Linked DNA regions of Homo sapiens: region 1 is linked to region 2. Evidence: chromatin contacts called from ENCODE Hi-C data. All regions are on one chromosome and are shown on one strand. The core of a region is the stretch at or near the end of the contact, and the rest is flanking DNA. Distances in the headings are between cores, read along the strand shown. Region 1 has its middle 46 kb from the start of DENND4C. Region 2 holds the start of ADAMTSL1 (ADAMTS like 1).

The links. Hi-C counts contacts between places; a loop is a spot of excess contacts on that map.
Region 1: a map of endothelial cell of umbilical vein shows a loop between it and region 2 (5-fold over the local background). The contact joins the enhancer-like site here to the promoter of ADAMTSL1 in region 2. A Hi-C loop is called at or near these places in 1 of 168 maps with a recorded cell type or tissue (endothelial cell of umbilical vein) and 1 of 37 single-sample maps with no recorded cell type.

Annotation. Positions count from the first base shown.
Region 1 is chr9:19,182,217-19,187,860 of GRCh38, reverse strand. No RefSeq gene overlaps it. Among named protein-coding and RNA genes, the nearest start is that of DENND4C, 46 kb to the left of the region's middle. RefSeq lists enhancers at 857-1,357, 3,336-3,385. Within about 2 kb of position 3,465, at least 37 of the 41 ENCODE cell types and tissues checked have a DNase peak (open chromatin) inside an H3K27ac peak, as active enhancers do; they include endothelial cell of umbilical vein, where a contact is called at or near this core.
Region 2 is chr9:18,471,780-18,477,347 of GRCh38, reverse strand. It overlaps ADAMTSL1 (ADAMTS like 1), which reads right to left and starts at 3,195. Exons shown (of 29, transcript NM_001040272.6): 1 at 3,053-3,195. The coding sequence starts at 3,115.

The DNA of each region.
Region 1 (5,644 bases), core at 2,216-4,715, 710 kb before region 2:
CCTAAATATCTCTGGATCTCAGTTTTAACAATCCATGAAATGAATGAGAAGGTTAGACTAAGTCAGTGGTTCAAGTTGTGCTGTGGAGTCCTAGGGCTTCCCTGAAGGACAGCAGAGAGGGGCTGGGAGGCCAGCAGACAGCCACAGAATAACCTACCTTTCTTCAACCAAAGCTGTTTAGCTTTCCTCTTCTTAAATTTTTGTTTGAGGCCAGGCGCGGTGGCTCACGCCTGTAATCCCAGCACTTTGGGAGGCCGAGGCGGGCGGATCACGAGGTCAGGAGATCGAGACCACGGTGAAACCCCGTCTCTACTAAAAATACAAAAAAAAAAAAAAAAAAAAAAAATTAGCCGGGCGTAGTGGCGGGCGCCTGTAGTTCCAGCTACTCGGGAGGCTGAGGCAGGAGAATGGCGTGAACCCGGGAGGCGGAGCTTGCAGTGAGCCGAGATTGCGCCACTGCACTCCAGCCTGGGTGACAGAGCGAGACACCGTCTCAAAAAAAAAAAAAATTTTTTTTTGTTTGAATAAAATAGTTCTGAGCTGGGCATAGTGGCTCATGCCTGTAATCGCAGCCTTTTGGGAGGCCACAGTGGGAGGATCATTTGAGGCCAGGAGTTTGAGACCAGCTTGAGCCCCATCTCTGAAAAAAAATAAAAATAAAAATAAAAATTGTGCTTAAAAAAGTAACTACTTAGCAAGATAAACTTTAAGCTTCTTTCAGCTCAAGATTCTGTGATTTTGCAAAGATCACACTGTGTCCTTTGTTCTGGTTTCAAAATAAAGACAGGGATTTTATTTATTTATTTATTTTATTTTTGAGACAGAGTCTCACTCCTTGTCACCCAGGCTAGAGTGCAGTGGTGCAATCTGGGCTCATTGCAACTTCTGACTTCTGGGTTCAAGCGATTCTTGTGCCTCAGCCTCCCAAGTAGCTGGGATTACAGGTGTGTGCCACCACACTTGGCTAATATTTATATTTTTAGTAGATACAGGGTTTCACCACATTGGCCAGGTTGGTCTCAAGCGATCTGTCCTCAACTCCTGGCCTCAAATGATCCACCTGCCTTAGTCTCCCAAAGTGCTGGGATTACAGTCATATATCACCATGCTCGGCCAAAATAAAGACAAAGATTTTTACGTTTTTAAGGATAAGATCAACTTATGACTATAGGCACAGAGCCAGGACAGGACTCTAGGTCTCCTGACAGTAAGGAAGAGATATTATAATGTCTTGAGGTTAAAAGGAAGGAGATCTTCAAATGGTTAATGCTCAGTAATGACTATGGACATTCTTCTATTTTGGTTATAGAGAAACAAACCCTGGATTTTTGCTTCTTAGTTTTCTTTTGGATTACTTAAGGGGTGAGTATTCTTTAGGTGACGGTGCTGATTATGATCCAGTCTATGATTAACACATTTATTACCTAATCTTTTTCCGGGTAACTGAAGTTTAATGTTTGCTGAATTATAGTTGATTGAGAAAGAGGACCTTAAGGAGAGATTTCAGCATCACTTCCACTGAGATTTATTTTTAAAAAGGTTATAGGGTGGTTATTGCCATGCTATTGAGATATCCAGGTGAGCTTTGCATATTTCAGATGCAATTCTCTGGTACAGTTCTATTTTCAGTAAACCTACCCCAATTTCAAAGCTCTAATCAAAAAAGAGGTTGTATTGGCCAGATGCAGTGGCTCACACCTGTAATCCCAGCACTTTGGGAGGCTGAGGCGGGTGGATCACATGAGGCCAGGAGTTCAAGACCAGCCTGGCCAACATAGCAAAACCCCGTCTCTACTAAAAAGACAAAAATTAGTTGGTGTGGTGGTTCACATCTGTAATCCCAGCTACTTGGGAGGCTGAGGCACAAGAATCGCTTGAACCAGGGAGGCGGAGGTTGCAGTGAGCCAAGACTGCCCCACTGTACTCCAGCCTGGGTGACATAGCGAGACTCTGTCTCAAAAAATAAAAATAAAAATAAAAATAATTTTTTTTTAAAAAAAGGTTGTATATGTAATCCCAGCACTTTGGGAGGCCGAGGCAGGCGTATCACCTGAGGTCAGGAGTTCAAGACCAGCATGGCCAATATGGTGAAACCCTATCTCTACTAAAAATACAAAAATTAGCCGGGCGTGTTAGTGGACACTTGTAACCCCAGCTACTCGGGAGACTGAGGCAGGAGAATCGCTTGAACCCCAGAGGCAGAGGTTGCAGTGAGCAGAGATCATACCACACTGCACTCCAGCCTGGATTACAAGAGCAAAACTCCATCTCAAAAAAAAAGAAAAAAGAAAGAAATCAAAACTTAAACACACATTATTTTATTTGATCCTTACAAAAATTCTCTGAGGTAGACAGAAGAGGTTTCTTCCCTGATCACAGAAGAGAAAACAAAGGCTCAAGGAAGTTAATTATTATAACTATTCTACAGCTAATAAGTTGGTTATGCAGTCATTAAGTCTTTATTGAACATCTCTAGCATCCAGGCATTGGGTTAAGGAACCGGGACTCAAGTTCAAATGAATCACACCTCAGTGTTGTTTCTCTTATTTGGAGTAGTTCTTTAATGCATCAGTTTTAAAAGACTGAAAGTTTTAAACTTAGGGTGGCTTTCTTACAACTTAAAACTGTTTAATAGAGAATTCTTAATTCACATAGTATAATATAATATACCCAGCAACATTCTGCAACAGGCCAGGCGCGGTGGCTCACGCCTGTAATCACAGCACTTTGGGAGGCCAAGGCAGGTGGATGATCCAAGTTCATGAGTTCGAGACCAGCCTAGCCAACATGGAGAAACCCTGTCTCTACTAAAAATACAAAAAAAAAAAAAATTAGCTGGGCCTGGTGGCATACTCCTGTAGTCCCAGCTACTGGGGAGGCTGAGGCAGGAGAATCACTTGAACCCAGGAGGCGAAGGTTGCAGTGAACTGCACTCCAGCTGGGACGACAGAACAAGACTCTGCCTAAAAAAAAAAAAATTATGCAACAGTTGACTACAATCAAAAGAGAAAAGTAAAGGTTGACTTTTCTAACTATGGTATTTTGCCTGCTAGGCATTCTAGGTTTTTATTTTAAAAATTTCTTAGGAAACTCCAGCTGTTACAAGGAAGTATTGCTTTTGGTTTAATGTTTTATCCTGCTAGTGCACTCCACCCTTAAGTGATCTTGGTGACTAATAGGACTGGCACCAGTTCTCACTTACCAGATGTGAATTCCACTTACTAGTTTGTTTTTTGTCTTCTGCTAATTTGCAGTTGTAGACAAAAACGGAGTAAAGAAGTTCTTAAAATAAATGAAAATCGGCAATGTAGTCGCTCTTTAATTTTTGAATTGGCCTGGCGCAGTGGCCTCACCTAAGAGTCATATGGTTGTTATGTTCCCTGATGTTAGGGGGCCCTCCCCTGCAGCCCACAGTGACTCAGAAGGCAGCTGCCGAGAACAGGAAGGCCTGGGGTTCATGTGACAAGCCACCAGCCTTTACCAGAGCAAACAAAGTAGGTGGGATGTTCCCCTGTCCCCTGCCCACCAGTTTTATAACACATTTCAGGGCTTTTTTTTTCCCTTCCTCAGACTGCTCTGAATTTTCTCTTTGACCTAATTTGATTTGTGGAGAAATGCTGTCGAAAGGGCCTGCTGAGATTTTGTCCTGGCCTGCCTCACTGAAGAAGGCCAACAATCTGTTTGCATAGCAAGAATGAAAAAAATGTTTCTGTGCTTCAGAGATTACTGAATACTTTTTCCAAAATGAATCTGTTCCTTCTAGCAGGGATCGTTTTGCTAGTTGGGAAGATAAAGCTGTCAATATTCAGTAGCTAATCTCTAGATTTCTTTCTGTGATGGAGTCTAGCTCAGTGCAGGCTGAGGGGCAGTGGCACGATCTCAGCTCACTGCAACCTCCCACTCCTGGGTTCAAGCGATTCTCCTGCCTCAGCCTCCCAAGTAGCTGGGATTACAGGCACGCGCCATCACACCTGGCTAATTTTTGTATTTTTGGTAGAGATGGGGTTTCACCATATTGGCCAGGCTGGTCTCAACTCCTGATCTCAAGTGATCCACCCGCCTTGGCCTCCCATAATGCTAGGATTACAGGGGTGAGCCATCACATGTAGCACCAATCTCTAGATTTCAAGAGACCACATATTGTCACAGCTTCTTGGAGATTTTCTTCACTGGATTTAAGTCATTGTTCTCCAAAGTGTGTTCTGAGAGCTACCTACATTTGAATCATCTAGATTAAGGTATCATCATCTCTACTAAAGGACCTTGTAATCTGTGTTTTTTTTTTTTGAGATGAAGTCTCCCTCTATTGCCCAGGCTGGAGTGCAATGGTGCAATCTTGGCTTACTGGCAACCTCCGCCTCCAGGGTTCAAGCAATTATCTGCCTCAGCCTCCCGAATAGCTGGGATTACTGGCACCCGCCACCACACCCAGCTAATTTTTGTATTTTTAGTAGACATGGGGTTTCACCATCTTGGTCAGGCTGGCCTTGAACTCCTGACCTTGTGATCCACCCACCTCGGCCTCCCAAAGTGGTGGGATTACAGGCGTGAGCCACTGCGCCCGGCCCGGAATCTGTTTTTAACAAGCACTACAACTCCCCAGAATTCTTTTTTTTTTTTTTTTTTTGAGATGGAGTCCCTCTCTGTGGCCCAGGCTGGAGTGCAGTGGCGTGATCTCGGCTTACTGCAACCTCCAGCTCCTGGGTTCAAGCAATTTTCCTGCCTCAGCCTCCCGAGTAGCTGGGGTTACAGGCGCCCACCACCACGCTGGCTAATTTTTTGCGTGTATTTTTAGTAGAGACAGGGTTTCACCATCTTGGACAGGCTGGTCTTGAACTAACCTCATGATCCACCTGCCTCGGCCTCCCAAAGTGCTGGGATTACAGGTGTGAGCCACCGCACCGGGCCAAAATTTATTTTTTTGCACAAAATTAACTTAGCTAAATCAGAGTTCACAAGCCTTCACTGGTAATGTGACCCACAGGAGAGAGTCCTGGGGCAGAGGAGGAGTCTTGTTTATGCCTTTCCTGTTTCCATTCCTGTACTCCCTGTCCCTGCCAAAATGCCATTTCTGATAGTGTTGGTCACTGCAGAAGGAAACAGGAAAAAACAGGAAGGAACTGAGGAAACTTCAGTGTTCCCTCTTGATTACAGTAGTGTGGGAAACAGGCCTGGGTTTAGAAAGCAATGCAGCAGAATGCTTAAAAATCATTCACAAAGCTTGGTAAAACCACAGACTCCCCTTCTCCCCATTCTAATTAAGTGGGTATGCGGTGGGGCCTCAGAACCTATATTTGTAAAAATACCTACAGTGATTCTAATGCAGGTTGATCTGGGGGTACATCAGGATATTTCTTATTTAATGTACTGGAGCCCAGAGCTAGAAGTCCCCTTTGACAGCTGTCTTCAAACTGTCGGCACAAAGACCTAAAGTAATTTTACAATATAAAGACATCTGGGTTCTCTAACTGTCACAGGGCAACTCCCCAAACTGGGGATCAGCCCAGGAGGCCATAAGGGTTCTTGACTTTTGGCAGAAAAGAATTAAGGAGGCCATGGTGGCTAATGCCTGTAATCCCAACACTTTGGGAGGCTGAGGCAGGTGGATTGCCTCAGGTCAGGAGTTCGAGAACAGTCTGGCCAA
Region 2 (5,568 bases), core at 1,946-4,445:
ATTATAATTCCTAGTGTTACTCTTGCAACTCTCACAATAGCAGGCAAAAGAGCTTAAAACCGTTTAAAAGAAACAAAAGGCAAATGCAAATTTGATTAAATGCCTTTCTGACAAGAAGTGATTTGACTTCAAGTGTAGATGGACACATATGTCAATGGCCGGTCATGGTTTTTGCCACATTCTTTTTGAGCTAAACAATTGGGACAAAGGAGAGAGAATAAATACGAGAAAGCAGAATGGGAGGATTGAGAAAATGGCATTATGTAGCTTAATTTCACCTGAATATCAAATGAAATCTCTTGATCAGTACTACTGTCCTACTGTGTCCAGAATATAAATTTATGATATAAGTTCTGTGCATGAAAATATGGGTGGTAACGTAAAATAGATTCAACACCCATCCTCTCAGAAATAAGTTCCAAGGGGAAAGGATTTTGACAGAATGAAGGCTGAACAACCTTCAATATTTGTACACACTCAAGAACCTAGTCATGATACAGATGATTCAGCTGTCAGTGAAATGAGGGATATTTTAATAAGGTAGAAACTGGGCTTGCCACAAAATAGACAGGATGTTTTCCAATTAAGTTACAGAGACCTTTAGAAATTGCCCCAAATAAGTCCAAGAATAGACAGAATCCTTGCAATGTGTAAATGAAAACAAAAACAAAAAAAAGACTATAGGAAAAACAAGCCCCTCAATTCAATTTCTCTATCAAGTTTGAAGGTTGAGCTGATGATGCCACACTTCTAGTTCTAAATCAAGTACACAACAGGCTAAAGGTCACAATCTCTTAAGCCAATAATTAAATTTAATGCTAAAGGGGGCAGTTAATGAGCAAGTTTAACAAGTGCTCATGATATTGTACATATCTTTAATGATCAAGATGATGCAGAAAGCCTAAATATCTGCAACAAAGGGTACAGACCAACCTGCACCACTGTTTTCATTGTTCTTAAATATTTACAACCACCATACGAAGCAAACATGTTCTATTCTCTCCATTATTTGACCTTTGGGTTCAAATGCAAGCTTATTTCATTGCCTGAAAAAACGGGTTTAAAATGTCTTATCTGTATGATTATTGTAAGGATTTATTGTAATGATTTTCAAACAACTAGCCACATTCAGACACAAAATACATGACAGCTATTACTAATGCTGTTATTGCTTGGCAAAGGGATGTATGTAAACATCAGTCAGTTCTTCCTTTTGTAGCATAACTCTCAGATTTCCACTTAATTTAAATGCAGGCATAAAACAAACCTAGGTTTGTTTTAATTTTATCTTTATAATACAATTATTGTAATTTAAATATGATATGTTTTAAGTCCTTCTGAAATAAGCATACATACCTTTTCATTCCACATAAGTCAAATTATATGCTCTAATACATATATGAATATTCAAGATATCACAGAGGGATATAATGCGTTTACCAAATGGATAGCAAAACAATCTATTCCTGAATGGGAAAGTTTTACTAAAGTATAATGAGATCATACTTCCATATGAAAATATCAAAAAAGTAATGTATACTGGTAATTTGCTTTATGATGCAATATAATGGGAAAATAACACACACTTAAAAAAATCACAAAGAAGGAAAGATGAGACAAACTAATGGTGTATACAAGTAACACATCCCATATGGAAAAAATGAGACACCTTTCATAAATCGCTTGCTCCACAAGTCATAAAGCATACCTAAACATTCTGTTCTTTGTATTTTTCAGAACAGCTAAAACTTATAGTTCATTCATGCTTGAAATGTAGTTTACCTTTAAATTTCTATGAAAAATTAAAAATTTATTTCTATATTTATAGCACTTGCAATGCAGCATTATAATTTCTTAGCTACAATGATGCAAATCATTAAGAAGTGGGAATGTATAAAATATTGAATCACTGTCTGATTACTCTATTTGATGAATCTCCTGGACTTTTTCAGTTTGTACCAAATGGCTTTCTTCCCTACTTCAAAATTATAGCGCAGATCAGATTTGTCAGAATATAATCAGAACAAACATTCCTTCCCCATCAAGGAATCAATGCAACCTATTCATTTGCTACATTTTTACCTTGTTCTCTTCCTGCCTTGTTACCTTCTGAGGAAGTTCTGGCATGTTATAAATGTGACAGGAAAAACTACAATCACATTTGTTTGGATCAGTGTGTGCAAATTTTGGAATCAAACCTTCAGATGAGGTTTACTAAGCTGCCTGCCCAGAACACTCTGGTTTAAAAAATGTGCATTGCTATTAATATTTTGAGTGTAGATTTATTTTGGACAGTAAATGTTCATTTTCTGCCCATAAAACCAAGTATGAGTCACAACGGAACATTTACTTCGAGTCAAAAATGCAATGTGTACTGACGTTCAAGAGCAGAGCATCTTATCACTATGACTGTGGCAATCAGCCGTACTAAAAGTCACCATTCCTTTTTCTTCTTTAAAAGTAAATTTGAGATCAAAGGCCATAATCCTCAATTCATAAATCCTAGCATTAACTTCTATCCATAAATGACTTGCAGTAATTAAGAGCCATAATCTGGGTTGGCTGCAAAGAGGCTCTCATTCCCCTCTTTACCTGGTTCCATAGTACATGTGCATAGATGGAAAGTAATTCATTAAAGGCGGTACGGGCAAGCTCTGCAAAGCCTATCCATCAAAAAATTCCAGGAACACCACAGTGAGTGAGTTTAATTTCAGGATGTCTGTTATCCAAATTCCAAGCATACACACCACCATATATACAGTCCTCAGCTCCCAAACTCCATGCAGTATGTCCCAAAGTTCATGTCTCAGTATCAGTATTACTGTATAGCAGTAACTAATTCCAGAAAGTCTTGCAGACTTTATCTTGCTTGGGAAGTTGAGGTTAAAAGTTCTAGAAGGAGTATTCTCTCTTTGTAATCGTGTAAATTATTTTACCTGGAGTTTTAAGATAAAGACACACACACACACACAAACACACATACACACACACACCCCCAACAGCACCCAGACTCAATGGCAATAGCAATGCATTGAAATGAAAAGGCATTTACCAGGAGCAGGAAAGCCAGAAAGAGGAGCAGTGTGCCAGGAGTTGCCCGACGGCAGCATTCCATGCTTGGATCCTTGCCGGAATCAGAATCGGACACTGAATAAGCTGCTAAGTGCTCCTCTGCCTGCTGTCACATCCAGTACTGGTGCTAACACTCCAGTCCTGCCTATCAGCTTCCATCAGCCCCTCTCACATTTCCTGACCGAGGGGTGGGTGGGTGGATGGGTGGGGGGTAAGCTGAATGGAATCTCTCTCGGAGCAGGCAGCCAGCCAATCAGGCTCCTGCTAATCAGACATGCTGAATAACAAAGCCAGGAGGACAGAGAAAGTGTAACGGTGCGAGCAAAAAAGGGGGAAAAGGACGAAAAAGAAAGGCGAGCGAGCAGCAGAGCGAGAAGGGAAATGCAAAAGATGCAGAATTGCAAAAGATGAAGCCAAGCACTGTGCTTCCCATGGACCTGGTTAGTTCTTTGTGAGATGCATTTCTATTTGCCATTTGCCTGTGCTGATGTCTGTTGCTTTGTAAAGTACAGTAGCTCCCTGTGACTGTGTATTGTTCCATTCAGGAGAGAAACTTAATCCCTGTCAATATATAACATATGCCATAAAGGGAAAGAACCATAGACAAAAACCGACTTAATGTGCCCTGTAAATGTGTTCTGTACAACTGTTTTATTTCGCCTCCATAAAGTTCCTCTTTACTTTCTCTCTTGACTTGCAAAATAAATACTCTATACATTTTCTGAAGGTTCCTCACTAAGCCTAAACAGTGGCATAAGTTATTTTGTGTTATTAAGGACTTAATTTGGGGGGAAAAAAACAAAGCAAGTTGCTTCTCTGTAAAGTGACAATTGAAGGCATTTAAGATTTGCTAATTGTAAAGGCACAATTAGAAACTTAGATCCCCCAGTTTAAAAAGAAACCCTCAACAAAGACTCCAGGATGAGTGGGGCTGAAATTTGGGGTTGAGGAGCAGCCTGGTTTTGATGCACTGCCAACTCTCAACTATCTATTTTAGCCACGGGAGAGAAAGAAAGGATGAATTAAATCCTCAGTTAATCCCCAAACCTTCTTTTAACCAAGTTTCAGCTTCCTCCGCACCTCACCCACGTCCTTTATCAGAGCTGTTATAATGCAGAAAAGGCTGAACTGAGTTTTACCTCATTTTTCCATCCACTATTGCAAGAGGGTTGGATGGGATGACCTTGGAGGCCAGTCCAGCCCTGAAGGAAGTGCTAATGAGCAGTGAAATGACGACAAGGCCAGCAACAGCAACGAGAAGGTCAGGAAGCTTCTGAAGCTGCTTAATCCACCAGCAAGGGAGATTTGACTCTACTAGAGGAAGGTTTTATTACAGTTTTAGAAAAGTGTCAAATGTCAAACAAGGATGTATTTCCCCTTATCTGCAAAGGAAATCATTGAGTTTTGAAAGAATAAAAGAGCAGCCCTGGCCTTACATTGCCATAGGTGTGTCATCAGGACGTTTTCCCTTTTCAGATCTCCTGATAGCCCAGAAATATATGCAGTGGAGGTACAAGACATTTAGAATTAATGTTCTTTCCTTTCATTATTAAAAAATACTGACAAGAGGTATGAAACACACGAATATGGAAAACCTGATCAAGCCATAATGGGCATGTGAATACAGGCAGGTCTGCCTATGTACATACCTGCTGCGTTGCTTTTCAAAAAGGTGAAGAAAAGCAGGTTGTTCAACTTTAGGTTACCTACTTCATATGGTATATCAATTAAAGAGAGAGAAACTTTAAAAATCCTATTTTCATGCTGTTAGGAAAGTCAAGGTCATACAAAGATTATCCTTTGTTCTCAATATTAAGTATGTGGACCTAGAAAAATGGACAGTACAAATCCATAACAAAGAGAGCCCATTCTTGAAATATGCTTTTCCCTTTTAGAAAGATTTGTTTTACAAATCTCTCAAAAACTAGCTAATGCTCATAAGCTAAAGCGTATTCACAAGTAGATGTAAAAATGCTTAACTTTGTCTTTCCACTATTGTTTTTGTCTGAAATCCTCATCACATTAAAGAAAGGTGATTGATTGAAATAAACTTTCATTCATAAAGCTATGTTACATGTGTCTCTCTGTTACACACCAGAGCTTTCTGCTAAAGGGTTTATTTTTTTCCCTCCTATCACAGTCATTAACTGAAGAGTTTCAGCTAGTTCTATTAATGGAACATTTTACCTAATACCACCTCCTCCCTCTTCACACATAAACCCTGCTCATTAAGCAGATCCAAAGGGAAGAATAGGTAATGGGAGAAAGAAAAGTAGCAACAAAGCTAATGATGAGATACTATTTGTAGAGGAACAGAAAAATAATCAGCATGGTCAGAAAATAACTGGGAACCACTTACATGCTAGTTTAGATTCTTTTCTGCTTTGCAAATAAATACTGCCTAGGTATTTTGAGTCAGAAATTTCTGCCTTGAAGTTTTAATGGGCATGCTAATGTACAGCAAGATGGTCATCTCAATGAAGTCACCGAATAATA